Regions from separate parts of the Homo sapiens genome. Here region 2 is linked to region 1. Evidence: chromatin loops called from intact Hi-C (ENCODE). Cell type or tissue: natural killer cell. All regions are shown on one strand. Links, peaks and the distances in the headings refer to the core of each region. The heading gives the core; the rest is flanking DNA.

Region 1 (2,911 bases), core at 278-2,777:
CCTGGTACTATCCCCATACCGCCACTGTTAACTCTTAAAATAAATAAATAATCTTTGCTGGCAAGGCTATGCTGAACCTCCTTAGGCACTTTCTAATTAGATGTCCTGAGTCGTCCCAATTCTTAGACCTTTAATACCTGTTTTTCTCCTTTCCTTATTCCCTTTAGTTTTTCAATTCATACAAAACTGTATCCAGGCCATCACCAATAATTCTAAATGACAAATGTTTCTTTTAACAATCCCACAATGTCACCCCTTACCACAAAATCTTCCTTCAGCTTAATCGCTCCCACTTTAGGTTCCCACGCCGCCCCTAATCCTGCTCAAAGCAGCCTTGAGAAACATCACCCATTATCTCTCCATACCACCCCCAAAAATTTTTGCTGTCCCAACACTTTACCCCTATTTCATTTTATTTTTCTTATTAATATAAGAAGACAGGAATGTCAGGCCTCTGAGCCCAAGCTAAGCCATCATATCCCCTGTGACCTGCACGTACACATCCAGATGGCCGGTTCGTGCCTTAACTGATGACATTCCACCACAAAAGAAGCGAAAATGGCCTGTTCCTGCCTTAACTGATGACATTGTCTTGTGAAATTCCTTCTCCTGGCTCATCCTGGCTCAAAAGCTCCCCTACTGAGCACCTTATGACCCCGACTCTGCCCGCCAGAGAACAACCCCCCTTTGACTGTAATTTTCCTTTACCTACCCACATCCTATAAAACGGCCCCACCCCTATCCCCCTTCGCTGACTCTCTTGTCAGACTCAGCCCACCTGCACCCAGGTGATTAAAAGCTTTATTGCTCACACAAAGCCTGTTTGGTGGTCTCTTCACACGGACGTGCATGAAAGGTGCGTGTATATTTTTGTAACACAATAAATAATAACAGTATACACTTTTTCTTTTAGAAGTATGCTGTTAAACAGAATTAAGAACAGGAAGTCTCAAAATTGTTTCTTTCAGGAGAGAAGACTTATTAATGGGGGAGAGTTCTGAACCACTTGCTTTGCATACTGCCACTTAGTTAAAAAATCGCATTTTAACTTAAAAATATCCAAAAATAACACAGTTTTATAATAAATTATTACGAATATCACAAAATAATAAAAATACAAGTAATGCAGAGTGGAAATGCAAAGCTATGAGTGCTAGACGGCTAACAAGTCATAACAAACAACACCAAAATTAAAGAACAAGATAGTTGTGACTTACCTTGGTCAATCACTTTCCATAGTAGTCATTCAATCCAGGATCTCATCTCTGAAAATGAAGGAAAAAAGCAACAGAAAATAGTGTAGAGGTCTCTGGTGTTCCAAGAATAGGCGCTGCAGAGAGATGTGGGTGCCTGGGCTGTGCCCAGTCACTGAAATGGCACACCTGATGCTACCTGTTCACTTCGGGCTGAGCAGGAGAGAGAAAAGACGTTCCCCTCAGCCACTTCCCGTCTTCTGATTTCACTTCTTGCCTGCCTCCGACTGCAAATCCTGGTTTGACGTCACTTCCTGTCTTCTGATTTTACTTCCTGTATGACCTCACTTCCTGTCTTCTACAACCACTTCCTGTCTTCTTACTTCACTTCCTGTCTTCTGACTTTACTTCCTGTATGACTTCACTTCTTGTCTTCTACCACCACTTCCTGTCTTCCGAATTTACCTCCTATCTTGACTTCACTTCTTGTTTTTTTTTTTTTTTTTTGACAGGGTCTCGCTCTGTCTCCTAGGGTGGAGTGCAGTTGTGCCAGCTTGAAACCACCTTTCCAAAATTATGACTGAGACAGTGAAAGAGATTTAACTGACTCCATTTTGCTTCTAACCTCCAAGCTGTCCTTTTTCATTCCTGGGCATAGGCTGAACTTTGGGAGAAACTTATAGTTTAAACAAAGATGATAGCCCTTTTCCAAAGCACACCTCTTTGTTGCCTGGGGACTAGATTGGCCCTGTAGGACGAACATTAGCCACGAGATTAGAAATTATGACTTAGGAGTCATGCAGCTGGAGGCTACAAGATTGTGACCCTCCCTAAACTGCTTCTAAGATCAGCGTTTAACTTGCAGACCCTGTACTTGATGGATCAGCTGGCACCACCCATATCAATAAACTGGCCCATCTTATCTTTTGGCCTCCACTCAGGAACTGAGTGCAAGAAGATAGCTTTGGCTCCCACGATTTCATCCCTGACCAAACAGCACTCCTGGCTCACTGGCTTCCCACCCACCCACCAAGTTATCCTTAAAAACGCTTCCTGAATGCTGGGAGACACTGATTTGAATAATAATAAAACTCTGGTCTCTCGTAGAGCCAGCTCTGCATGAATTATTCTCTATTGCGATTCCCTGTCTTGACGAATCAGCTCTGTCTAGGCAGTGGGCAAGGTGAACACATTGGACTATTACAATCTTGGCTCACTGCAACCTCCACCGCCTGGGTTCAAGTGATTCTCCTGCCTCAGACTCCCAAGTAGCTGAGATCACAGACGTGCACTACCATGCTCAGCTACATTTTTTTTTCTGTCCCCCGGGCTGGAGTGCAATGGTGCGATCTCGGCTCATTGCAACCTCCGCCTTCCGGGTTTAAGCGATTCTCCTGCCTCAGCCTCCAGAGTAGCTGGGATTACAGGCATGCACCACCAAGCCTGGCTACTTTTGGTATTTTTAGTAGAGACAGGGTTTCACCATGTTGGCCAGGCTGGTCTCAAACTCCTGACCTCATGTGATCCACCTGCCTCTGCCTCCCAAAGTGCTGGGATTACAGGTGCGATCCACCATGCCCAGCCCATTCCGTCTTCTGACTTGACTTCCTGCCTGACTTCACTTCCTGAAGGATGTGGTTACCATGGAAGTTGTTTTGGGGCACAGGATGTGGTCTGGGATTGGGGATTGTGAAAAGCAAGACCCTCACCGGGGTCTT
Region 2 (2,911 bases), core at 115-2,614, 51 kb before region 1:
CCACTTACAGGAGCTACCTACAGTTAAATTCATAGAGAAGTTGGAATGGTGCTTGCCAGGGGTCAGGAGGGGAGGGGAGAATGGGGAGTTACTGTTTAATGGAAACGGAAGTTTAGTTTGGCAAGATGAAACAATTTGAGAGATGGATGGTTGTAATGGTTGCACAACATTAGGAATTATTATTATTGTTTTTTTTTTTTTGAGATGGAGTTTTGCTCTTGTCGCCCAGGCTGGAGTGCAGTGGCATGATCTTGGCTCACTGCAACCTTCGCCTCCCGGGTTCAAGCAATTCTCCTGCCTCAGCCACCCGAGTAGCTGGGATTACAGGCATGCAACACCACACCCAGCTAAGTTTGTAATGTGTTGGCCAGGCTGGTCTTGAACTCCTGACCTCAGGTGATCCACCTGCCTTGGTCTCCCAAAGTGCTGGGATTACAGGTGTGAGCCACCATGCCCGGCCCAGCCATAAATGTTTTTAATACCAATGAACTGGACACTTAAAAATGGCTAAGAGGGCGGGTCTCGGTGGCTCACATCTATAATTCCAGCACTTTTGGAGGCTGAGGCAGGAGGATCACTTGAGGCCAGGGGTTCCAGACCAGCCTGGACACCATAGCAACACCCCCATCTCTACCAGAGTTAGCCAGGCATGCTGGCACAGGTGGTACCTATAGTCCCAGGTCACTTGAGCCTAGGAGTTCAAGGCTGAATGAGCTGTGATGGCGCCAGCACTCCAGCCGCGGCAGCAGAGTGAGACTGACTCAAAAAAAAAAAAATAATAATAAACAAAAAGAAAAGGGGGTTAAGATGATAAATTTTAAGTGATTTGTATTTTACCACAACAAAAAAAATTGGAGGCTGGGCATTGTGGCTTATTTGTAATCCCAGTACTTTGGGAGGCCGCGGGGTGGATCACCTGAGGTCAGAAGTTCAAGACTAGCTTGGCTAACATGGTGAAACCGCTGTCTCTACTAAAAATAAAAAAATAAAAAATTAGCTAGTTGTGGTAGGTGCCTGTAATCCCAGCTACTCGGGAGGCTGAGGCAGGAGAATTGCTTGAACCCAGGAGGTGGAGGTTGCAGTGAGCCGAGATTGCGCCACCGCACTCCAGCCTGGGTGACAGAGTGAGACTCCATCTAAAAAAAAAAAAAAAAGGAGAGGATGGGGAATCCTCTTGCCTTGGCCTCCCAAAGTGCTGGAATTACAGGTGTGAGCCACCGTGCCCGACCAATTCAGTGATGTTTAGTATAGTCACAGAATGATGCAACCATCTTTAAAATCAATCTTAGAACATCTGTTACCCTAGAAAGAAACCTGCTCACTGTAACTATCAAGCTGTAATTCCCTCTCCCCACCCCCTGCCCTAGAAAACCAAGAATCTATTTTCTTTCTCTATGGATTTGCCTATTCTGGGCGTTTCATAGGTGTGAAATCATATACATAGAATTCATGTAAATGGGATTGTACGCTGTGTGGTCTTTCGTGTCTGGTTTCTTTCCCCGAGCACAGTGTTTCTGACGGTCATCCTTGCTGTAGCATGAGCCAGTGCTTCACTCCTTTTCACGGCCGTCTAATATTCCATCTCTATGGATGGACCACATTTTGTTGTCCCTTCATCCACAGATGGGCATTTGGTTGTTTCTACCTTTTGGCTTTTGTGAAGAATGCCGCAGTGAACATTGGTGGATGTGTTTTTGTGTAGACGTATGTTTTCATGTCTCTGGGGTCAGTACCCAGGAGTGGATTATTAATTTAAATCTTTTTCCATCCTGGGTTTTCAGGAGGCAACATCATCCTGGCCTGCCGAGACATGGAGAAGTGTGAGGCGGCAGCAAAGGACATCCGCGGGGAGACCCTCAATCACCATGTCAACGCCCGGCACCTGGACTTGGCTTCCCTCAAGTCTATCCGAGAGTTTGCAGCAAAGATCATTGAAGGTAGGAGAACGCTGGCCATGTGGGATGAGGACTGGGATAGGCGGCTCCCAGGGCCAGGCTCTGAGAAGTGAATGAAGCAAGCAAACTTTAGAGCAGAGTTTTGGCAAACTATGAGTTAGGGGCCAAGTCCAGTTGCTGCCTTTTTTTGTACAGCCTGCAAGCAACGACTTTATTTATTTATTACTACTGTTATTTTGAGAGGGAGTCTCACTCTGTCGGCCAGGCTGAGTGCAATGGCGCGATCTCGGCTCACTGTAACCTCTGCCTCCTGGGTTCAAGCGCGGACCTCAGCCTCCTGAGTAGCTGGGATTAAGATGCCTGCTACCATACCCTGCTAATTTTTGTATTTTTAGTAGAGACGGGGTTTCACCACGTTGGCCAGGCTGGTCTGGAACTCCTGACCTCAGGTGATTCTCCTGCCTCAGCCTCCCAGAGTGCTGGGATTACAGGCGTGGGCCACTGCGCCCGGCTGACTTTGTTTTGTTTGTTTGTTTTGAGACAGATGGGGTCTCGCTCTGTTGCCCAGGCTGGAGTGCAGTGGTGTGATCTTGCCTCACTGCAACCTCCGTCTCCCGATTTCAAATGATTCTCCTGCTTCAGCCTCCTGAGTAGCTGGGATTACAGGCACCCGCCACCGTGCCTGGCTAATTTTTTGTGTTTTAGGTAGAGACAGGGTTTCACCATGTTGGTCAGGCTGGTCTCGAACTCCTGACCTCAGGTGATCTGCTTCCCTTGGCCTCCCAAAGTGCTGGGATTACAGGTGTGAGCCACCGTGCCCTACCTGAATAATTAGTTTGTTTGAGACAGGATCCATCTCTGTCACCCAGGCTAGAGTGCAGTGGTGCAGTCATGGCTCACTGCAGTCTCAACCTGCTGGGCTCAAGGGATCCTCCCACTTCAGCCTCCCAAGTAGCTGGGAGTACAGGCATACGCCACCACACACAGCTAATTATTGTTTTATTGTTTTGTTTTGT

Evidence for each region. Hi-C counts contacts between places; a loop is a spot of excess contacts. Peaks named below come from ENCODE experiments on the same cell type or tissue, not always from the same donor. Only the 100,000 strongest peaks of a DNase experiment are listed, where the experiment ranks them.
Region 2: a loop joins it to region 1, with 3 times the contacts of the local background. A loop is called at or near these places in 8 of 110 quality-filtered maps.

Annotation. Positions count from the first base shown.
Region 1 is chr19:55,004,771-55,007,681 of GRCh38, reverse strand. GP6-AS1 (GP6 antisense RNA 1) reads right to left here and starts at 1,455. Exons shown (of 3, transcript XR_001754013.3): 1 at 1,393-1,455; 2 at 1,218-1,265. In natural killer cell, for the core only: no CTCF peak of the experiment used is centred there; a DNase peak (open chromatin) is centred at 1,511; H3K4me3 peaks cover 681 bases; H3K27ac peaks cover 1,373 bases.
Region 2 is chr19:55,055,679-55,058,589 of GRCh38, reverse strand. RDH13 (retinol dehydrogenase 13) reads left to right here. Exons shown (of 7, transcript NM_001145971.2): 3 at 1,782-1,937. Among named protein-coding and RNA genes, the nearest start is that of RDH13, 6.0 kb to the left of the region's middle. In natural killer cell, for the core only: no CTCF peak of the experiment used is centred there; no DNase peak of the experiment used is centred there.